3 separate regions of the Mus musculus genome follow, and all the other regions are linked to region 3. Evidence: chromatin loops called from intact Hi-C (ENCODE). Cell type or tissue: heart. All regions are shown on one strand. Region 1 has its middle 44 kb from the start of Gm25869. Region 2 overlaps Csde1 (cold shock domain containing E1, RNA binding). Region 3 holds the start of Trim33 (tripartite motif-containing 33).

Region 1 (8,000 bases), 100 kb before region 3:
CACCACTCCCAGCTCCTGTTCGTTTTCGAAGCCTGGCTGGCTAGGTCTGTAGACGCCATGTACTGTCCAAGGCTTCCCTAAGACAGCTCCTTCCCTAATTAAGTCATCCACGGCTGGTCTCTGATGTGTGTACTCAAGGACCCAAATAGTAAAGAATCAACAAGGGCTACAGGGAATTGGAGGGCTGGCTGGAAGATTGGATTTTAGAGAACAAGGCAGTAAAATCCAGCTAAGATTCAAGGAATCTGGCAGCTGCTGGCCCTGGGTGGTAAATTGCTAAAATTAAATTATCACTTAGAGTCACCTGGAATAAAAAAACCTCATTCAGGCAAAACGTTGAAGGCCATATTGCTACTCACACAGAGCAAAATGAAAAGCAGGAGTCACAGGAGCTGTTGTGAGTGTGACTTCTCCTACGAAGACTGGATAGATGAAAAAACGAGAAGTTTAAGCCTCTCTTTTCCCACCCGGAGATTTTCCAATAATGAGCAAAACCAACCTCTTCAAGCACAGCCAGGCTTCAACACCTGTTGAATTGATACCCACCCCGCCTTCCAGCTGCGGTGATAGTGGGTCACGTGGTTCAGGGAAGACTGTGACTCCAGAGTCTACTGTAAGGACACTTAACAAGATCTGAAGGACTCAAACTTCCTGAACGTTGAAACACCTGTGTCCTCTGCGTTCGCTTCTGACTAAAGTTCTGTCACTTCCTGCGCATGCGTCCTTGTGGGAGCACTCAGTCTCTTCTCGGTCACTCCCTGCGCATGCGTCCTTGTGAAAGAGCGCAGTCTCTGCTCTGTCACTCACTGCTTTACAGGTTTCTAAAGACAGTCAGACACCAATGTGGCCGGGAAGCAGAACTCTGAGCTTGTTATTACAAGAAAAGTTAAAGGCCCATCAAAAGACTGTCTGAGCCAGGCTTGTGCCTGCAATGCCAGCCCTCAGGAAGCTGAGTGAGACAGAGTCTTAAGTGAGGTCAACCTAGAATATTAGGTGACTCTCAACCATCTAGAACTCCAGTTCTAGCAGCTGATGCCCTCTTCTGGCCTCCGAAGTCACTGCATGTATACACACGGTACATAGGCACACATGCAGGCAACGCCCACATACATAAAATAAACTAAAAGCTAAAGAAAGATGGTTCTGGAAGAAAGCCAGCCAGACTGCAAAGATGGTGGGAGAGAAGCTCTTCTGAGGACAGTATTTTCTCTGCCTAGACCAGAGTGTGTGGTGTGGTGTGTGTGTGTGTGTGTGTGTGTGTGTGTGTGTGTGTGTGTGTGTGTGTAAGGCACATGCCATAGAAGGGAGTGGGGAGCCTCCAGCCTTAGATAAGTACATCTAATCGCTTAGCTGTTATGTATGTTATGTTAGCTATGTTATGTTATGTAGGAGGACTGTCTGAGAGCAGGGAGTTGTCCTATGTCTATAGACTGACTCAAACCTCTTCAAAGTCTCTGTGCAAAACAACAGCCACCACCATCGCCACCACCCCACCCTGGCCAAAATGAGCTAAGGTGCTGACTTCTGCCCACCACTCCCTCCCCACCACCTACCCCTCAAGATAAGCACCATTAAATTGTGGGTGGGTAGGAGGAGGAGCAGATCATGATGCACAAAGGTCTTTAAGCCAGGGCCAGAGTCCTCAGGCTTAGAAATCTATGTTCAGACTCAATGGGTGGCAGCTGGGACCAAGCAGAACCAAAAAGACCTAAGTCTAAGACAATACTAGCCTGGCCTGACAAATCTTGGGACTATGAACCAGGCAGTCTCTTTGCCTAAAATGGAGTTGAGACAGCCTCTGTGGGGTAGGTCAACTGGTAAACATCTTAGATGTGGTAGGTGTCAGCCCCTGAACCTTCTTCCTGTGTATGAAGAATTTGCCACAGGATGGAGGGCAAGAGGAAGAGCCCCTCCTTCCGCCAAGGCCCGTTCTCCCCCCGACTCTGTACCCATAGCATTTCAGGATGTGACACAGAGACATAGGGACAGCTCAGGTTCCACCCAGCCACTCTAGTGTGGCCCAAGATGGGAGGCAGTGTGTTCATTGAGGGACCAGCAGGTCCTGACCAGCTGGCCCTTGTGGTATGTCCCTGGAGAAGTGTCTAACCATTGTGCTTCCCCCACACTCCTGTGCATTCTCCTAGCCTGGTCTCCAGCTTGCCTGCCAATTCTGGACAGACCTAATATCATTCCATTAAATTCTTTTTGCTGCCTTGGTCACCCAGCCTGCTGCTGCCGCTGCTTAGATAAGAAGCGCCACTGGGGCAGTCAGCACAGATGCGGTTTGAAGTTGTGCCTGTGTGGATATGAAGTAAGCTGCAGAGAGAACCCCTGGGAAGGAGGAGACTGGGGTGGGGGAATCTATAAAGGGGAGTAGTGGGAGCTGGGGGTGTGCCTTGGTGGGGGCAGGGGGAGGAACAGCCAATGGAAGACACAGGAAGTGAAGAGACTTGAATACCAAGAAACGCAGTTCAAAGCTCACTATCTGAAACTGGAGTTATTCTGTTTGTGAATAAGGCACAAAGTAGGTCAGTGCCTTTCACACATGCCCTGAGCGCTGTAAGGAGAAAGAGTGACAGGGAGTGGAGATCACAGACGTGGGAAATGTCTTTGAGTCAACTTCATTTCTTCTCATTCTTCTATTGTTTTCTATTTTCATATGTGTGTGGAGCGCATATGTATATATGCATGTTTTGCCTGTATGTGTGTAAATTTGCATGTGTGGGTGCATGTGTGGAGGTTTGTGTAGAGATTCGAGGTTGATGGCAGGAGCCAGCCTCCATTGCTGTCCTACAAGGCAGGGTATCTCAATCAAACCCAGAGCGCTCCCAGACAGCTAATTCTTGCTAGTCAGCTAGCTTTGGGGGATCCCTTGTGCCCACCTTCCATGGCTGGAATCACAGAAGAGCCACCATGCCGGCCCAGCTTTTATGTGGGTTTGGGGGAATCTGAACGCTGGTCCTCACATTTTTTGTGACTAACATGTGAACCTCCGAGCCATTTCCTCGGCCCTCAACTTCATTGCTTGATCTATTTTCTGAGCAGTTGAAATCTTCCAAGGTTTCCCACTAGCCATCATCATATTCTTGAAATTCTTTTCATTAACAATTATCCCATTTAGATTATACATCGTAAAGATGGCTGACTGTGAGCCAGGTCCTTCTATCCCAGCAACTACAGAACCGCAGCGGGAACTTTCCTTTTGTTATCTTTTTTTATTTTTATTTTTCTAATCCAATTGTCTGTTGGTGATGTAAATGTATTCTTCAGTTAATTTTTAGTCTGACAGATTTTATCAAGTGTGATCTCCTCATTGTCAGTTTCATTTAATGATCTTTAAAATAATTTAGGTACAGCCTGAGGTTTTTTTTTTTTTATTTGTTTCCCCAGTAAGCAGCCTTGTTATGTCGAGAGGAGCAAAGACAAGACTGACATGGGGAAAAGGGACCTTGAATCAGAGAAGATTCCTAGGTTCTGTTGTTCAAAAAGAACACCCCTGTCTGAAACAAACACCCACTGTGTGGGGAGCCAGTGAAAACATCTTAAAAAAAAAAAAAAAAAAAAAAACAAAACAAAAAAAAAACTACTGTGTGGAAAGCCAGTGTAGCTTAAAAATGCTAAGACTCTCCTCCAGCGCCACAGCCAATCCTGTCTGAAAACACCCCTGACTCTGCACACAGTCCTTGCAAGGGAGTCCTCAATGCCTGTGTCTCCCTGTGCATCACCCCATTCCTAGGGCCACTAGGACATCAGACTGTGGCAGGGAGGGCAAGCACAGCCCCTGACTCCGGCTGACCTTCTATCTCCTTTTTCCAAATTCTTGGTCAAGGTATTCGTAGATTTTAAAATGTGAAAAAGCAAAGGGGTTAGGTTGTTTGGCAAATGTTTTTTATATTCTTAGAACAGCGACCGAAAACAAAGCAAAACAAAACTTTGTCCAGCAAGTCCCATCTGTGCCATAAGACTTCCCTGCCCCAGCTTAAACACATGACAGGCAGAAAGAAGCCTAAGTGCCCGCTCTAAAAGCTGTCCAAAACACTTCAAACCTTCCTGCTCACCAGCCCGTGAAATCTGCAACTCCCTTCCCTAGCGGCCACCCAGCCTTCGCATCTTTGCAAAGCACTGGCGTTCCGCTCAGTATTGTCCACCAGAGGGCGCCCGTGCTCCTCTGAGAGGACCGCAGACGCGTCTGCCCTCTTGTGTTAATATTACATTCTACTGGCCTCCTATCGCACGGGCTTCAGTTACGCTGCTCCTCCAGGAAGCTCCCAGATGGCTTTGCTTGACTTCTTCCTGGACCACATCTGAGGGTTGGGAGCACAGTAAGTGGATCCACTGCAGTTATCAGATTAAGAACAACAACAAAGGCATTTTTGGCCAAGCGTGGTGGGCCACTGGGATATCTCAGCACTTGAGATAGGGCAGGAGGATCATGAATTCAAGGCCAGCCAGGGCTACATCCTCTGTCTCAGCAAAACCAGGCTGGGGTCTGGAGAGGTTAGGTTAGTGCACTAGCTGCTCTTTCAGAGGACCCTGGTTCAGTTCCCAGCACCCACTGGCATCTCACAAATGTCTGTAACTCCAGGTCCCAGGGATCTGATGTCCTCTTCTGGTCTCCAAAGGCGCTGCACACACAAACGGGCAAAACACTGATTCACATAAAATAAACAAAAACAAGCAAACAAGATCTTTGAACTAAAGACGTAGAAAAAACATCTAGTACGATGGCTCACCGTGTAGTGATGTCGGCCAGAGTGTGTTGGGAGCCGCCCCCACATTCGCCGTCACAAGATGGCGCTGACAGCTGTGTTCTAAGTGGTAAACAAATAATCTGCGCATGTGCCAAGGGTATTTTACCACTACATGTACTCTGCCTTTCCCGTGACGTCAACTCGGCCATGGGCTGCAGCCAATCAGGGAGTGATGCGTCCTAGGCGAAGGATAATTCTCCTTAAAAGGGAAGGGGTTTCCGCCATTCTCTCTCTTGCTCTGCGCTCTGGCGCTCTGGCGCGCTGGCGCTCTGGCTCCTAAAGATGTAAGCGGGGGGCCTTTCGTTTTTGGGGCTTGGGGCTTGCGCTCCTGGCTCCTGAAGATGTAAGCAATAAAGTTTTGCCGCAGAAGATTCTGGTTTGTTGTGTTCTTCCTGGCCGGTCGTGAGAACGCGTTTAAGAAGAGTGTCCAGAGTGTCTCTGAATCCCAAAGTGTGAAGAAAGAACTGATGTCCCAAAGTTGTTCTCTGACCTCCACACATGTGCAGAAACATGTGTGCCCCCGACTAGTGGTGATGATGATGGTGACGGTAATGATAATGATGGTAGTGGTGGCGGCTCAGTGGTTAAGAGCACTGGTTGTTCTTCCAGAGGACCTGGGTTCAACTCCCAGCACCTATGTGACAGCTCATAGCCATCTGTAACTGCAGCTCCGGGAGATAAGATACCCTCACACGGCCATACATACAGGCAAAACAACAATGCCCATAAAGTAGAAGTAAAAAATGAATTATTAAAAAATAATTATTATTCAACATAGAAACTCTGAGGTTTCAGGGAGCCTAACAATTGTTACACAAAGGCGACCTCGTCCAAGAGAACACAGATTGGAACGTTACTTCACATGTGAATGTGGGTTTGAAACTTAGATCAGACGGTTTTCCAAGACATCTTTACTTACTGAGTTTAGGTGTCGGGTGTGACCACTCACCTGTGAAGCGTTTGTATATAACCTCCTGTTTGTATGTCACAATTGTTTGCTCTCTCAGGTTCTCCCTTCTTTGCCCCCCAGGACTGCTCCTTCTGTGCCATTTCTGAGACCTGTCTCTTAGAACCTCAGGCTAAGGGGAACCGAGGAGGACGTGGGGCCATGGCTAACACAGGCTGGCGGACAGATGCCTGGTCAGATGTGCAATAGCCAGCCAGTCCTTAGACTGCTCAGACTCCAGGCAAAGCTCCCAGAGGCCCCTGGGAAACATTCTAGTCCCCCAGGCCATGCCTGACTACCTGAGAAGCAAGCCATCAGGCTGAGCACTTTGGATTCCTGGGGTCTGGGACCACAGGGACAATCCCCACTCTGAGACCCCGGCCCCCTGAACCTGATGAATCCAGCAAGTGCTGCCTGGCTTCCACTAACCTCCAACCTTACTCCAGATCTCCCCAGAGCATCTTGCTCTGCGGAGCAGGTGCCTTAGCACCACACTTGCTGGGTACCCTCCAGGTCAACAGAACTCAGTGGCCTAAAGGTTCTCTCAGCCTAGAGCAGCCCTAGTCTCCCCTAGCGCAGGAGAACCCCTAACCATTCATTTCTTCTGAAAACCCTGTGGGACTGAAAAGCCGCCGTTGAGACCCTTAAATTCTGCAGCGTTCTCATGAGTCTCTCCCATTTAATCCTCAGACTCTTCCTATGAACTAGGTAAGACCTGGTGTTCCTCACAGGCAAAGACTCTCAGACTAGAAACTGAAATTACTCAGGTCTGGGGTTGCAGAAGAGACACAGACCCCAAGACACGTGCTTTCACTCTCACAAAGTGAGAGGAACCCCTGGGGACACAGCTCAGGACTGTCCCCAAGGGTAGGACCGTCGTCATTCAGACACCCTGAGCCAACCCTGGTGGGCACTGGCTGAGCTCCCGGCAGACTCCAGAACCGCTGTAGCCTCTGTAGCAGGATCCATGCAAGGCAGCAAAGCCCACACCCACACCCAGAGTGTGTCCCAGGGCTGAGTTGCCACGGCATTTGATATATTTGAAAAGAAGGGGTCTTTAGGAATAGCCCTATGACCCTTGGTACCCCTTCCCTGGCCTGCTTAGGAAATGACATCTTGTTTCTCTCTCTAGTCACCTCACTCCTCCTTCCAATCAGTGCCTGTCATCAGTCTGCTCAGAGAGTATACAAGGCACAAGCTTGGGGTCATACCAGGTAACCTAAGAGTTTCTGTCTTTTAAGATTTATTTATTTATTATATGTAAGTATACTGTAGCTGTCTTCAGACACTCCAGAAGAGGGCGTCAGATCTTGTTACAGATGGTTGTGAGCCACCATGTGGTTGCTGGGATTTGAACTCCAGACCTTCGGAAGAGCAGTCGGGTGCTCTTACCCACTGAGCCATCTCACCAGCCTGAGTTTCTGTCTTTAGAACCAATCCAGTCACCTTTGGGCTGCCTTGAAGAGGCAAGGGCCCACCCTGAGCACTGCTGGGGGTGGCTTCTGGACTTTTCCTCCCATCCTGTCAGGTTGTTTTCCTAATAGAGATTCACCTTGCCCAGTTAATGAGTCCTAGGCCAAAGAGGGAGTGGAGGCTGACTTTGGGAAATGTCTAGGTCTGACCACCCGCCTCAAAAATGACTCCCAGAAGAATCTGGGCAGGGGGTGGGAAGGAGGGAAGGAATCTACTCCTTGGGGCTGCTTCAGGAAGCACACACCAATGCATCCTTAGTTTGTCTTTAGGGATGCTGGGAAGAGTCTCAGGATGATGGGGGAAGAGGCCAGGAGCATGCATTTAAGCACTGTTCATACCCTGGCCTGACTAATGGTGATCTGAGGTCTGGCTCTGACACCAGGGAAGTTGTTATTGCTGGAAGGAACAAGCCAGTGTTCATCGTGGGACGATTGATCCTGATTGAGGGGAGTGCAGAACAACTTTGACATCCCATCTACTGATTGGCTTGCTGTTCCTGGCCCTTTGAAAACATCTTAGTTACTTCTGTCATGAGCCTTGAAGCCCTGAAGGTATGTGCTAGCTCTAATACATATGAGCCTTAGATGGTTAGCATGCTGTGTGCAGGACGGATGGAGGTAAAGGCTGTAAGGGCCATCTGCGGTGATACTGTCACCCAGTGACTGTCAGGGTTGATGGGTCTGATCTAGCTGCCTGGAAATGGCTCCCCTTCCTGCCTCACTCCTCCTCATATTTCTTTCCCAACACTGGGGAGCCATTGTGCAAGGCAGGCACAGTCAGGGGCCACTCCTCTCCTTTGTCAGTTGAAACTTTATGGTGCAAATTGAGCA
Region 2 (8,000 bases), 250 kb after region 3:
TTCCTTTAGCTTATAAGCAGCTTTAGTTTGTGGTAGGCATCTCCATCTAGCCCAAAAGAAGGAATAGCCTAAACTTACTCAGACGAAGAAGAAAAAGACACAAGATATGCTAGAACAATTATCATAAAATTGGTTCTGGAGATAAATTTATCACTAAGAATAGTTATCATTGCCGGGCAGTGGTGGTGCATGCCTTTAATCCCAGCACTTGGGAGGCAGAGGCAGGCAGATTTCTGAGTTCGAGGCCAGCCTGGTCTACAAAGTGAGTTCCAGGAGGTTAAGAGCACTGACTACTCTTCCAGAAGTCCTGAGTTCAACTCCCAGCAGCCACATGGTGGTTTACAACCATCTGTAATGACCTCATCTAGTGCATTTGAAGACAGCTACAGTGTACTCATATACATAAAGAAAAAAAAAAAACCTTTTTTTTTTTTTTTTTTTTAAAAAGAAAGGGGCTGGTGAGATGGCTCAGTGGGTGAGAGCACCCGACTGCTCTTCCGAAGGTCAGGAGTTCAAATCCCAGCAACCACATGGTCGCTCACAACCATGACTCCCTCTTCTGGAGTGTCTGAGGACAGCTACAGTGTACCTACATATACTAAATAAATAAATAAATCTTAAAAAAAAAGAAAAGAAAGAAAGAAAAAAAGAAAAGAAAATAGGAAACAAAATGAGAGCCAAGGAGTGGTGGCACAAACCTTTCATCCCAGCACTTGGTAGGCAAAGGCAGGTGGATCCCTGAGTTTGAGGCTAGCCTGGTCTAGAGACAAAGTTTCAGGACAACCAAAGCTAGATAGAGAAACCCTTGTCTAAAAGGAAGGAAGGAAAAGAAATGACATGGGTAGCTAAGAGCACTTGCTGGTCTTGCTAAGGACCAAGCTTCAGTTCCCAGCACTCACATGGTACTTCACTACCATCTGTAACTCAAGTTCCAGGAAATTCAATGCCTCTTCTAGCCTCTGAAGGATCCTGCCAGCACATGGTGCACAAATATACACTCAGGCACATACTCATACACAAAAAAATAAAATCAAAAGAAAGTGCTCCTCCACAACAGACCTGAGTGCTTCTTGAAATGAGTAAGACAAACTGTTTCCATTTTCATTAAATTTCATCTGCAACATTTTTAAACCGCTGTCAACCTTTTGAAATCATCTTCCTTTGTGTTCCTTTCCTATGTGTTTGTGTTGCTCTTCTTTAATGTTCTCTTCATAGTATTTCCTTTATTACCTATAACCCAATGATTCTGATTCCGTTCTCCATTCAAAGACTATTTTAGAAAACTAAAAAGAAAAAAAAATCGCTCTTTATAACTCTAATTCCCTCAGATAACTAATATACCATACTAGCAGTCTTTGACTTCTGATTTCAAACTGAAAAGAGGTCCCCATTTCAACAAGCTCTGACACAAACTTCTTTTAGTGAATGACAAACGGTCTTTCTAGTTTGGACAACTCGATGGACTAAGGCTGTTTTCTCCCTAGGCTTAGCTTCACATCGAACCTGTTACAAGATCCTTTTACCATTAGAACCCCACTTCTGCCTGCTCACCAGCCTTTGTCTTAACTGTCTACTCTTTCAGTAGATTTTCTCATCTTCAATGAATCAAGCCATCTTCCCTTTGAAAAAGTCCATAACTTCTAATAACCATCCAATAGCTCCCATTCATACAGAACAGAGCTAATATACTCTAACTTTCAGAACTTAGCTCCCAAAAGCTTCTCTGTCCAGTTACTCAAGACAACCCATAAAAACTGTATTCTCTAGCCTGTGTATAACTCAATTGCTCACTACAGTCCTGTGCTCTCAAGCCTCCTAGAGAATCTGAGAACTATTGCTTCTGTACTCTAGAGAAGACCCTTTCCTCCTGACAAAGTATTGCTTTGTCCAGATGCCTCCTGTTCCTTATACTCTTAGCACCGAGAACCTTCTCTTTTAGTTCATATTTAACAGTAATATTTTGTGTTAAAATATTCTAAATGTACATTTGTGAACACTTTATTCACTACCATACATACTCTTCTGGCACTAGCGATACCTAACAAGCAATACAGTAAGCATGCAAACCACCCATGCATATACTACCATGTTCAGCTCATAGATTAACCAATGAAAATTCAAACCTACCTCGCAGTGATAATCAAATATTGCACTTTCAGTAGTATTTGCTGACTCTTCTTTTTTCAGCACAAGTTCCAAAGGATGAAAGTTGCTAGTATTTAAAAAAAGAAAAAAAAAAGAAAAAGAAAAAAAGAAAAAAAAAAGGAGAGCGAGAGGAAATGATCTACCAAGCTAATAAAGAATACAACTGCTGCTGCACCGGGCAATCTCACAGTACAGCACTGAAGAAAACAAAGACTACTAGCAGCGTTGGGAAGTGCTCTTTCAAAGCTGTTGAGTAGGCACAAACTTCTTGTTTCAGATCAAGTGTTGTGTCTTCAACTTGTGTACTCTTCTTTGGTGTTGTTGGTTGTTGCGGGTCTGTTCCTTGCCTGATCTGAACTTGAAGCAGCAGTTTCAGGTGGTAAAGTCTGTTCTGTTACACTTCATACTGGAGATAGAGACAAAGACAAAAGTTAGCTATTAGAGAACCAGGGTCAGAGAGTGGAAGGATCCAGTGATGCAAGTACTTGAAACTGTTCACTCTTGAGTGCTCAAGTGAGGATGGCCTACATCCTCTGCAAAGACCCCAAATTATCCCAAAGTCCTGCTAATCTCTTCATCACCTGCAAAGTTATGATATCCAGCTAGCACAAGCATCTTACAGACATCTGTGTGTTAGGCTTTATTGAAAACAAACTCCCCATTGAAGTATGCAATCTAGATCTAGATCAGAAAAGCTACACTGGAGAAAAGTAGAATACAGAACACAAAATTCAGTTGCTAGGTAGGCTAACCACCTAGCTAACACACTACATCAGTAGGCACACTCCTTTCACCAGTATACTAGCAGCAAAGTAATGCAGCGAACACACACAACTAAGAGGGAATCTGAACAGAACCTGGAAAACTAAGAGTAAATAAACAACTAAGTATCCTGCGCATAAAGATCACTAAGACAAGCCTGAACAACTACAAAATATTAAGTTCTTTGAAAATAGGAACACTGTAGCATTATGTGATTTCTCCTTAAAAACCATGGCCTGTGTGCATGGATGTCAAGATGGTTTTTTGGAAGTCACCTTAGGTTGCTAGTAGTGAACTCAATTCCTTTACCCACTGTGCCATCTTGTTGTCCCTCGTGGCATTTTTGGGGGGAGGAAGTGCAAGACACTGTATCTCTTTGTAGACCCAGCTGTCTTGGAATTCTGTAGACCAAGCTGGCCTCAAACTCAGGGATCGACCTGCCTCTGCCTCCTGAGTGATGGAATTAAAAGCATGGACTCTCATGGAATTTTTTACTTTTTTAAGTCTTGCTTCAAGTCAAGACCTCTGGCATGGATGGACAATGACAAGTGTGGTGTATTTCAGAGGAACTGACTAGGTCAGCCTGGATAGAAGAGAGGGTCGGTAACAGTGGGAAGAAAGCTACTGAGACAGGTGCAGTGGAACCAGATTATGAGAGAGAAGGCGCTCCTGCAGTCTGTGTTCTGACAGACTACCAGGGCACATGCACATATATGTATATGTGCCCACACATATACACACAAAATAAAATGCAATAGAAAATTGTTACAAGCCACTGAATGAAATGGTTCAGCATGTAAAGACTTTTCCACCAAGATTCCCAGGACCCACGTGGTGGGAGAGAGCTGACTTAGCAAGCTGTCCTCTGCAACCTACACAATTGTGTACCTGCACACTGATAAATTCAAGTACAAAGAAAATAAATGTAAAAACGAGTATTATTTTAGATGAGGTTTTTCCTATGTTGCCTAGGCTGGTCTTGAATTCTTGTCCCCAGGGAATTTTCCCACAATCTCACCTCCCAAGATGCTAGGAATACAGGTGCACATTACATTTGGCAACTGTTTTGTATGAAAAGAAAAATAGTAAACAAGTTGAAAGATAATATTTTCATTTGAAAAACATTACAAAACAAGAATGGTGCCAAGCCAGTAATATGGCTTATTGAATAAAGGTATTTACTTGGTGCACAAGGCTGAAAACTTGAGTTCAATCCCTGGGAACCCCTGTAAAAGTAGACAGAGGAAAAAAATCCAAAGTTGTCTTCTGACTTCCATAACTTGACCCCTGTACCTTGGCATACTCATAATCAAATACACAATAGTTAGGGCAACAGGGTGACTATAAGGTGATCTAGATGTGGTAGGACATGCCCACAATTCCACACCTATGTAGAGTAACCATGTTTCAGAAAACAAAGGCTGGGCGGAATGAAGCCATGCCTCTGATCCTAGCACTGGAGAGGCAGAGACAGGCAGATCTCTGTGCAGTCCAGGCCAGCCTGGTCTACAAATTGAGTTCCAGGACAGCCACAGATACACAGAAAAATTGTCTATTTACAAAAGGAGGAAGAGGAGGAGGAGTTTTTAAAATTTGAACTGGAGGACACAACATGTTGATAACTGTCTAAGAAATAAAGACTCCTACAATCTACAATCTGAGAATATTGCAGAGCCAATCTTGAATACTAATGGGGCCTAGCAATATATATATTAAGCACAATTGAGAAGAAGAATTAGTGTCTTCTTATTTGTAGATTTTATAGGTAACTGAATGGTTTTCAACCAAATCAAGTCTCAAAACTTGTAGTTTATATAAAATTGGCTAGCTACTCCAAATAACATTCATAAGTGGTATTGACTCCTTTAACTGTCTGAAAACAAATGCATCTCCTTTTATTCCTTCTAAAGCCAGACACTTTAAAAATAGAGAACAATTGGGCTGGAGAGATGGCTCAGAGGTTAAGAGCACTGGCTGCTCTTCGAGAGGTCCTGAGTTCAATTCCCAGCAACCACATGGTGACTCATAATCATCTAAATGAAGTCTGGTCTGGTGCCCTCTTCTGGCATGCAGGCATACAGCAGGTAGAATGCTGTATACATAATAAATCTTAAAAAAAAAAAAAGTAGAGAACAATTGAAGAGTCTCAACTGTTTCCCCCACTGTTCCACAGGTAAAGAGTATCACTAATTATCAATTATTGTGTTACTTTAGGAGTTAAAGCAAAAAGTACTTTCTTTTTAGAGGAAAAACAAAGACCCAACCAAATTGGTCAGAATCTCCACTACCAGAATTTCACTGAACTTTAAAAAACACAAACTATGCTTTCTTTGACCTTTTTTGTTTTCTTCCTCCTTTGTGTGTTTTGTGGTGCTGAGAACTGAACCCTCTATGTCATTCATGCTAGGCAAATGCTCTACTACTGAGCATTGTCTTGTGAAACTAAGATTAATGATAAACTTTAGATAATGCTGGGCTATGGTGGTACATTCCTTTAATCTTAGCACTTAGGAGACATAGGCAGACAAATCTTAGTGAGGTCAGCCTGACCTACAGTTCAAGGACAGCCAAGGCTCCAGAGAAGCCATGTCAAACCAATCAACCAACCACCCACCCAAACAAACAAATCCCCCCCCCAAAAAAAACTTTAGATAACTAATAATATAAATTGCCAGGTTGACAGATCTGAGTTCATGGCCAGCCTTGTCTACAGATCAGGTTCCAGGACAGAAACCTGTCTTGAAATACTAAACAAAATATGTAAATAAAATAAAAAATAAAAATGCAAGTCATTATTAAGGGGAACTAAAAAATTGATGCAACTATCCTTTTGTATATATTCAGTAGTAACAACTGGGCTGGGCTGTTAGAGATCTGGATACTTGGGACATTTAAAAGTATGAATCAGCATGGAACTGCTATTCAACACAACAGACAGGGTGAGAAGCTAAAGAAATTATTTTCCAACAAAAACCTACTCTACGCTAGGTCTAATTTGAGACACCACGTAGTAGAACATGACCTTGAACTTTTAACACTGTCCCTGAAGTTGGGATTGCTGGGTTTGCCACTATATTCAGTTTTATGCTGGGCTGGGGACTGAACCCAGAACTTTGAGCAAACTTTTAAGCTATATTCCCAGTACATACACTTGTATACCTACATTTCTAATTTAAACTTTCCTGCTGGTCATGGTGACGCACGCCTTTGATCCCAGCACTTGGGAGGCAGAGGCAGGCAGATTTGAGTTCAAGGCCAGCCTGGTCTACAAAGTGAGTTCCAGGACAGCCAGGGCTATAACAGAAAAACCCTGTCTCAAAAAAACAAAAATAAAAATAAATAAAAATTAATGTACACATGTAATTGACCAAATAAATCATTCCTTGAAATTAGTGTTATTTTATAATTACAATATATTTCAGTTCAACTTATTCCCCACTCCCACAACTTGGGCAGGGTTTCTCTGTATAGTCCTACAATTTCCTTTGTAGAGCAGGCTGGCCTCAAACTCAGAGATCTATCTGCCCCGGTCTCCTAGCTGCTGGGATCAAAGACATGAACCACCATGCCCAGTTCTCAAGTTACATTTTCAATGTTTAATAGCCACACCTAGCTTAGTGGCTAAAGCACTGCAGAATAAGCCATCAACTGAGAAGGAAAAACATGTCTTTTAAAGCAACAGTAAGTTTACTAGGCAAAGATTTCAACTAATAAAAGGAGGCAATATCCACCAAAGACTTGCTTGCTTACTGGAGTTTGTAATTACCAAGTTGGACAAACAGAAATGCAATTTATTTTCTGTAGCTTTAAACCAATGGTATTTTACCTGTACAATGTTGGGAAAGAGCAGAGACATTTATTGTCAACTTTGTATTAATGCTGTACCTTAGCATTAAAAGACACTAAATATTTCTAAAGTTTTGTATTGGTTTGTTTTTAATTATTATTACCACATTCAAGTGGAAAACATCTAATGCAAGATAAAGGGGATTTCTAAATCCTGCTTGGGTAAAAGGGATTTAAAAACAAGTGCCTTGGTTGTGGTGGCACACACCTTTAAGACAAGCACTCAGGAGACATAGAGTCAGGTGGATCTCTGAATTGAGGCCAGACTTGTCTACAGTGAGACCCTCTGTCTTGGAATGATGAGATTCAAGAAGGAAAACAAAACAAAACAAAAGTTATGCCAGGCAGTAGTGGTGCAGGCAGGAGGATCTCTGAGATTGATAAGGCCAGCCTGGTCTACAGAGCTAGTTCCAGGACAGACAGAGCTACAGAGAGAAACCCTATCGTGAAAAGCATGTATACATGTATATGTATGTTATATGTGTACACACACACACACACACTCAAAACCAAAACACCACAAGTCACAGCAGTTTCACCACATAAATTATTGCCACTAACTAAATTTTTATAGTTGTAACCACTGTATAAAATTCTGAATTTTTTCATGTTGTGAAACAAGGTCTCCCTATGTAGCCCAGGATGGCTTCCAATTCAAAAATCCTCCTGTCTAAGCTTCCCAACTGCTTAAACAGTTTGGGCAAAGATCTCAAAATGATTCTCCCTTTGTTTTCAGAAAAGAAAGCTTCAAAAAACACAATTCTTTGTGTCTTACAAAATGTCAACATTTCAACTTGATTTTGCAACATAGTGTTAATATTTTACTCAAAAAAATATATATTTGGAGCTGAGATGAAAGGATGGACCTCGTAGAGACTGCCATATCCAGGGATCCACCCCATAATCAGCATCCAAACGCTGACACCATTGCATACACTAGCAAGATTTTATTGAAAGGACCCAGATGTAGCTGTCTCTTGTGAGACTATGCCGGGGCCTAGCAAACACTGAAGTGGATGCTCACAGTCAGCTAAAGGATGGATCATAAGGCTCCCAATGGAGGAGCTAGAGAAAGTAGCCAAGGAGCTAAAGGGATCTGCAACCCTATAGGTGGAACAACATTATGAACTAACCAGTACCCCGGAGCTCTTGACTCTAGCTGCATATATATCAAAAGATGGCCTAGTCGGCCATCACTGGAAAGAGAGGCCCATTGGACTTGCAAACTTTATATGCCCCAGTACAGG
Region 3 (8,000 bases):
TGCTCTTAAGGGCATATGCAGTTATCCCCTTTAAACCTATTATTTAGTATCTCCATCAGCCAAAATTCAATTTTTGATATATCTGTTGTTATGTGAAGACAGATTCTGTGTGCATGCAAATCAGGTTGGCTTTAAACTCAACAGCAATGCTCACGCTCCAGCCTAAGTGGTGGGATCATAGGTATATGTCAGCACACAGCTCAGAACTTTACTCTCGGTTGAGCAGTGGGAGTTCACGCCTTTAATCCCAAGACTCAGGAAAAGAGGAAGGAGGTTCTCTGAGTTTAAGGTCAGCTTAGTCTACAGATTGAGTTTCAGGACAGCCATGACTACAATGAGAGATTAACTCTAAAACAAAAACAAAAAAAGAAATTTTATTCTTAACATTATTGCCTGTCACGTTCAAAACCGCAATATCCTTCCTTCTTCCATCACCAATACCTGACTATGTGCCTGAGATTCCTCATTTAAACAGAGGTACAACCCACCAAACAAGAAACCTGGAAATCATCTAGCAATGGTGCTCTCCTCCATCTCCATTTCTATGGCCACTTACACTCAGTTACTGGTAATAAACTGCCTGCCATTTATTTTGTTAGCAACTACCATGTACCAGTCACTTTATATTTTCTTTCACTTCATATTCTCAACCCTATAGTGTACTACTTCTGTCCCTATTTTACAAATGAGGAAAAAATAAATTATGAAATAATTCATCTGTCCAAAACCTAAGTAGGAAATGGACCTAGGGGAAAGCCCAAAATCAGCCATTTCTCAAAAAGCTAACACCCACCCTACTATCAAATGTGCCCTGTGTAACAGCTACTACAGGTCTTTACTGCCCAGTCCACACATTTTCTTCCCTAGAATTGGCAAAAGTTCTCCTAACCGGTCTTCCCACCTGCAGTCATGCCTCTCCTCATTCCTCCAAATGCGCTAAGCCATATTTTCTGGATCAAGACATGATTATTTTTCCTCTTGATATAAAAACTCTTCCAGAGTTGGGCTAGTTCAACTGACCATGAAGTCCCCACTCCCCATTCCATCAGCAGCACTGCATAAATCCAGAAGTTGTGGTGAATGAATGGCTGTACTCCCTGAAGTTAGACAAAAGCAATAGAATTAAAAGTTCAAGGTCACCCTATAGCCTAGGATAAAAGAGACCCTTCAGGAAGGTCCTCTGGTCTACAGGATAAATACCAAACAACCCTTTAGGACAGTCCACAATCCCTTCCCTGAAGTTCCAAAATTAATTCAAAAGCTTTGAAATAGGGCTGGTGAGATGGCTCAGTGGGTAAGAGCACCCGACTGCTCTTCTGAAGGTCCAGAGTTCAAATCCCAGCAACCACATGGTGGCTCACAACCATCTGTAACAAGATCTGACCCCCTCTTCTGGAGTGTCTGAAGACAGCTACAGTGTACTTACATATAATAAATAAATAAATCTTTAAAAAATAAAAAAGCTTTGAAATATAAACCTTTTAGCAAGCTCATCAGAACGCCTATTAGTTGTAGGATGTTATCTACCCATAGTATATTTATTTAATTTCTATATAGAAACACTTTCATAATGGGCATGTAGTACCCTGCTAGAGTACTACACAAGAGATCTTTCTAGGAAACAGAAAAATCCAATATGGCATCTCAAATCCAAACACAGTTTCCAGAAACTGGAAGGATGGACTTCCTTAACTATGTAGCCAATTAATCCAATCTAACTTCCAGTCATCTTACATACCATCCTTTAGTTAGAGTTGTAGAAAGTGTCCTGTGCTGGGAATACTGTCCGCCCCCGCGAAGTGGTCACTCAAGCTTTCCAGCCAGGCCTTCCTTCTAATGCCACAACCATGATACCCACACCTCTACTGCTTCAGGTGACACAGGGTTCCACTACTGGACTGAAGGAGTCCTCACTGAGCATTTTATTCAGTTCTAGCACAGTGCCCTGAATACTTGAGCTATTAATGCATAACAAATGAAATAACATAAGCCCAACTCTCCCTGACACTCTTCCCTTCCAAGTTCCTCTCTTCATCCTCAAATCCCAGGATTTCCCCTTAACCACGCAGGCCCCTCACAACTAATATCACTTACCAAGCTCCTCATCGCAATGTCACCCTAGTGCCTTCTTCTAACCCAAGGACTCCAATGTCTTTTATTACCATTTAATCGGTAGCTCTTTCTCTTAACCGAACAGGCCAATAAGCAATCCATTCCAACCCCTAGCTATCAACACTGTCGGACCAGGCCTTCCCACCCCAACTCACTTCTCACGGAGGGTTCGGTACACCCCTTTTCTGTCTCTTTAGTCCACCCTCTGCAGAAGCGCCTCAAACCTCCCTCTCAGCATCCCCTCCCCCAGCCCCTCGCAGCCGGCACCCCTCCCTTCTCTCTCCCCATATCTCCGGCGGTGCAGCTTCTCTGGTAACCGTCCCCGGGGCCGTAGCTTTCGTCTCGGAGACCTCTCTGCACTGCACCGTCCGAGCACCCTCGGCACCCCAAGCCGCCACACCAGATTCTCCCGGGTGCGGCCTGCTGCTCACCTTGCTGGACGTCACCGTTGCTGCCCCCAGGGATGGGCACGCTGAGCTGGCGCTCCGGCTCCGGCAGACAGCGCAGGCAGAAGGAGTGCAGGCAGGGGAGCAGCTTGGGCTCCGCCTCGCGCCGGCTCTGCAAGCTCTGCTGACACACCGCGCAGGTGTCCAGAAGCGAGGCTGGTGGTCCGAGAGGTGGCCCCGACGAGGAACCAGGAGCCGGGGCGGGAGCGGGGGCCGGGGCCGGGGCCGGGGCCGGGGCCGGGGCTGGGGCAGCAGCTGGAGCCGGCGTCGATGCCGCGCCTCCGGGGACCGCGGAGCCCACTGAGGCCGCGGGGACCGAGGCGGCCGGGGCCGAGCTTGAGGAGGCCGCGGCCACCCCCCCGTCGTCGGGCCCAGCCGCACCGCCCTCCGCGCCAGCCCTGCCGCCTTCCTCCTCCTCCTCCTCCACCAGCACCGCGGCGAGAGGCGGCTCCGCCTCCTGCGCCGTGGGCCCGGCGGCCCCGGCGGTTACCGGCGCGCTACCGCTGCCCCCGCCGCCACTCTCTGCCTCACCGCCGCCTTTGTTTTCCGCCATGTTTTCCTCTTTGAACCCGCCGGACCGCCCCGCGCCGCCCGCCGCTCGCGCCGCCGCCGCCGCCCCCAGCCTCAGCCGCAGCCACAGCAAGAGCGGCCGCCGAGAGCGAGCGAAGTAGCGAGCGAGCGAGCGAGCGAACGCACGAGAGCGCGCGCGCACGCGGCGCCCCCGCCCTCGCGTCGCGGGGCGGGAGGGGTGGGCACGCGCACGTACGCACCGACGTCCTCCGGAGGGAGGCGGGAACTCCGGCCGCGCGCGCTCGCGGGACAGACCGCGATGCAGCTCCGCGCCTCGGTGTGGTCTGTTGCCACCCGGCTGGAGTTGTGTAGCTCGGTAGGAGCTGGTGGAACTGGGTCTCTATGATGTGGCTGCTAGCGCCGAAGCCGCGGTGGTGCGGGAAGAAGGGAGGGAAAACATGCAGGAGTAGGAGGCCGGCTTGCGTTCGCCCCCGAGCGAGCGTCTCCACGGCGACGCCATCCCCAGCGACGGGCGCGCCACCGCGGAAGCTTCACCTGTCGCGCGCTTGGTCGCGGAGGCCTCCTACCGAGGAGGTGCGGACCACCTGGGTCTTCGCTGGGTGTTGCTGGACCGCGTTCTCTAGAGGGCTGTGACACCCGAGAGCGGCTGCGCAGAGTTCCCCCCACCACGTACACACACACCCCAAAAGTCTCCAGATATAGGCTCCTGCGGTGAGACAGAAGTCTTCTAATAGCTATTTTTAGCTTCTTAAGGTGATTCTCCAACGTTGCTACATACCTGAAAGCCAATCAAATGAGCTTTTTTCTAAACAGAGATGCCAGGGCCACACCCCAAAACAGAATCAGGAAGTTGAAAACCAGATGAATGTTGAAAAGTCCCTGCGGCTGATGTGCCAGTTTGGGAGACCATGTTTCTAACCAATATTATATCCCGAGAATCTCACTCGGCGTCCCCGGGTGGGCCAGCTGACTGTCCTCACCACCTCAATCTTAGAAGCTTTATGAAAGGGTTTTGTTTTGTTGGTATCGGGCCTCTCCGCCTCAGGCTGCCATCAGACCTTCATTTAGCCAGTGCTGCCAGAACAAGTGTAACTTGATATAGTGCCCACCTGTAGTCACCTGCAGGGAGACTGCTGAGTTCCTGGCCAGCTTAAGCATCAGGCTTCATAGGGAGACCTTGCCTCCAAAAAGAAATGGGGGAGGGGAAATGATGTAAGTGCAACAGCTGTTTTAATGTGAGTCTCACAAGCCCGTCCTAGACCGTAGTTATACAGGAAATTTATTTGGGTGAGTTTTTAAATTCACAGAAAAGCGTTTTTCATCAATTCCTTCAAAATCTCTTCTGACTTTCGTGTTAAGATAGAAACGTTGGGGTTCCTGCAGGAGAACAAAGAAACTCTCTGCCTTCAAGAAGTTGACAGTTTAGAGGATGAACATGGAGAGTATGTCGGGGGAAATGATAAATGCTTTGGAGTAAAAATAAGGCGAGTGTAAAGGATTTGTGCTGATTGAGCAAGGGCTCTGCTGATAAGGTGAAGAAACCTGGCTTGCACAAGAGTATTCCAGACAGGAGCAGGTGGCAAAAAACAAAGGGCCTAAGGCAAACAGAGACCCTGGAATTAGTGTGAGAGGAATGGCTTCAACAAGGAAAGGAAAAATAGGAGATAACACTTGTGGTCGTTTGAATAAAAATGGCCTCCATGTGGCCAGGCCTGGTGGCCCACGCCTTTAATCCCAGCACTCAGGAGGCAGAGGCAGGTGGATTTCTGAGTTCGAGGCCAGCCTGGTCTACAAAGTGAGTTCCAGGACAGCCAGGACTACACAGAGAAACCCTGTCTCAAAATAACCAAAAGAAAAAACAAAAACAAAGAATGGCCTCCATAGTTTCATTTATTTAAATGGTTGGTCACCTGGGAGCAGAACGGCTTGAAAGTATCAGGAGGAAGTATGTCACTGAGGTGTGCAAAGGTATGCAAAGAACACATTAACTTCCATATGCTTTGTCACTAAGTTCAAAAACCACAAGTATCAAAGAGAACAGGATTTCTGCATCTAATCATTATCTACCAGCTTTTCTGTATTTCCAGGACCACGGAGGAGGACATTGGTATTCCAGTAATAAATACAACAGTACATAAGCAGAAATTTCCAATTTACAAAGTGCTTTCAGACATATCCCTAACTTTTTGTTGTTGCTGTTGTTGTTGTTTTGGTTTTGTTTTTGGCTTTGGTTTTTCAAGACAGGTTTTCTCTGTAGCCCTGGCTGTCCTGGAACTCACTCTGTAGACCAGGTTGGCCTCAAACTCAGAAATCTGCCTGCCTCTGCTTCCCAAGTGCTGGGATTAAAGGCGTGCGCCACCATGCCCGGCATCCCTAACTTTTGCAATTAATAAAATATATACTAGCTTAAATAATAAGTAGATTTTTAATATTATATAAATATATTATAATGCATTGGCTATCTATTGCTAAACAATAAGGTAGTTTGTAATATTTTATTAAAATACTATGATTAGCATTATGGCCATCCTTTACATGTCTCTGTTCGGAGTATTTTTAAAAATGGAATTGCTGATCCACATAGTACGGCCATTGTAAAGGTTTTTGATAATACAAATTCAATATCTTAGGCTATTAAATAATCATTAGGCTAGACAAGAATTTTCTGAACGGAACAATAACACAGAGCTAGCCACAAATGTCACCAGATGGAGAGACTACATGTAATTGAAAAGTTTCTCCACAGCAAAGGAACTGTCAGTAGAGCACAGAGACAGTGCACAGAACAGGGGGAAAGCTTTACCGGTTACAGCTCGGACAAGGGGCTACTATCCAGACTTTACCAAACACTGAGAAAAATGCTCGGACAAGGGGCTACTATCCAGACTTTACCAAACACTGAGAAAAATAAATACCAAGCAACTAAAATGGCCAGTCACCAAACGAGCTAATGAATAGACACTTTAAAAGAAAAAAAAAAAAAAAGAAGGAAAGAAAGAAAGAAATGCAAATAAATTGCCAATGACTATTTTTCAAAAATGTTCAACTTCCATAGTCATCAGGGAAATGCAAATAAACTATTTTGAGATACCATTTTACCCCAGTTAAAATGGCAATCATCAAGAAAACTGAAAACAAGTGTTAAAGAGGATGTTGAGAAAAAGGAACCCTAATTTAAAAAAAAAAAACAAATAGCCTTGATGTATTTTTATCTAAATATAAATAAAATTGACTTTCAGTTCTTTCATGTGTGTCTCTAAAGATATTTCTATTTTGTCATACTCCACTTATTCCTAAATCCAGTCTGCCCAGATTTCCACTCATACCACTCTACCACCAGGGTTTCACCAGCCTTGTAATTTATATCCATATTTTTGCATTCGACCTGCCTGTCTGATTCCAAACCTTCATTTCTTCTCAAGGCCACATATCACTGTTGCCCTCTCCCTTTCCAGGATCATTTCCTTGGCTTTCATGACGTGAGCCTCTCCTGATTATCCTCCTGCCACATGAACATGTAGTTTCCATGCTACGGGCTGTGTCAGGGGCTCCCAGTACCAGCCTTAGGCTCAGTGCTTTGCTGAGTAAAGCCACAAAATTTCAAAAGTCTGTTATAATTTTTGAAAGTTGCCAGGTCTAGGTAAAAAAAGCATGGAGAGCAAAGGCCAGTGGAAAACAGGCTCAAAGTCTCCACGTGTCCCTTTGTCTTAGAGTTAAATTAGTTCCCCCAACAGTGATAAGTGTCAATGTGTAGATTGTGCTGCCAATCAGGGGAGCTCACCCAAGCCATAATGTCAGAATTTTTATTGGGAGTCAGTCCCATAGGCATGCAATGCCCTTGTGATATTTCAACTACACCGTGGCCAACTCCTCAAGCAAACAAAAACTCATACTAGAGTATTCCAAGGTCTTGGAGTTATATCCCAGGAAGCCTGGAGACAAGCTTTTTGGTAGAATGTGAACAGTTTGAACAGGGCTTCTAAGCTAAATTTTCACATGCACAGTTGTTAAATGGTGGAGTTTCTCAAATCTTGACTGTAGTTTCTCTTTTCAATCATCTTTTTCTCTAGGCAGATTCATGCCACAAGTTCATTTACAATTGATACAATGACTGTTAGAAGAATTTTAATCCAGCAATATGGCTACTCTGGCAAGCGATCACATCCAAAGATCTAGTCTGTTCCATCTGGCTGAAATATAGACATGCCCTTAGTACACACCTTTAATCCCAAACAATGAAGGTAGTTTGTAGAAGGAAACAGCAAGGTTTGAAAGTGATGTCTAGGGCTGGTAAGATGCTCAGCAGTTAAGATCGCTGACTGCTCTTCCAAAGGTCCTGAGTTCAAATCCCAGCAACCACGTGGTAACAGCTCACAACCATCGGTAACGAAATCTGATGCTCTCTTCTGGAGTGTCTGAAGACAGCTACAGTGTACTTACATATAATAGATAGATAGATAGATAGATAGATAGATAGATAGATAGATAGATAGATAGATTAGATAGATAAATTTTAAAAAGAAGAAGAAGAAAGTGATGTCTAACTGAGGGGCAGACAAAGTGACCAATCAGAGAAACATTTGATACTATGAGTCAGAGATAGTATATACCCAACTCTCAGAAGACTAACACAGGAAAGAGAGGCTACTTAAGAGCAACACATGGATAGCCGGGTGGTGGTGCACGCCTTTAATCCCAGCACTCGGGAGGCAGAGGCAGGCGGATTTCTGAGTTTGAGGGCAGCCTGGTCTACAGAGTGAGTTCCAGGACAGCCAGGGCTACACAGAGAAACCCTTTCTCAAAAAACCAAAAAACCAAAAAACCAAAAACAAACAAACAAAAAGACTACCCAAGGAAACCCAGTAGGAGGGAAAGGGTCCCAAAGGCAGACAAAAGAGGCAGAGACAGTCC

Evidence for each region. Peaks named below come from ENCODE experiments on the same cell type or tissue, not always from the same donor. Only the 100,000 strongest peaks of a DNase experiment are listed, where the experiment ranks them.
Region 1: it touches region 3 in a loop (2.4-fold over the local background); 3 of 42 quality-filtered maps call a loop at or near these places.
Region 2: it touches region 3 in a loop (2.0-fold over the local background); 2 of 42 quality-filtered maps call a loop at or near these places.

Annotation. Positions count from the first base shown.
Region 1 is chr3:103,379,524-103,387,523 of GRCm38, reverse strand. No RefSeq gene overlaps it. Among named protein-coding and RNA genes, the nearest start is that of Gm25869, 44 kb to the left of the region's middle. In heart, a CTCF peak has its summit at 1,018 (motif pointing left); a DNase peak (open chromatin) is centred at 4,163.
Region 2 is chr3:103,023,340-103,031,339 of GRCm38, reverse strand. It overlaps Csde1 (cold shock domain containing E1, RNA binding), which reads right to left. Exons shown (of 19, transcript NM_001161854.2): 2 at 2,128-2,551. Among named protein-coding and RNA genes, the nearest start is that of Csde1, 6.8 kb to the right of the region's middle. In heart, a CTCF peak has its summit at 4,969 (motif pointing left); no DNase peak of the experiment used is centred here.
Region 3 is chr3:103,274,990-103,282,989 of GRCm38, reverse strand. Trim33 (tripartite motif-containing 33) reads right to left here and starts at 3,697. Exons shown (of 20, transcript NM_053170.3): 1 at 2,544-3,697. The coding sequence starts at 3,111. In heart, no CTCF peak of the experiment used is centred here; DNase peaks (open chromatin) are centred at 2,479 and 3,339; H3K4me3 peaks cover 3,082 bases; H3K27ac peaks cover 2,508 bases.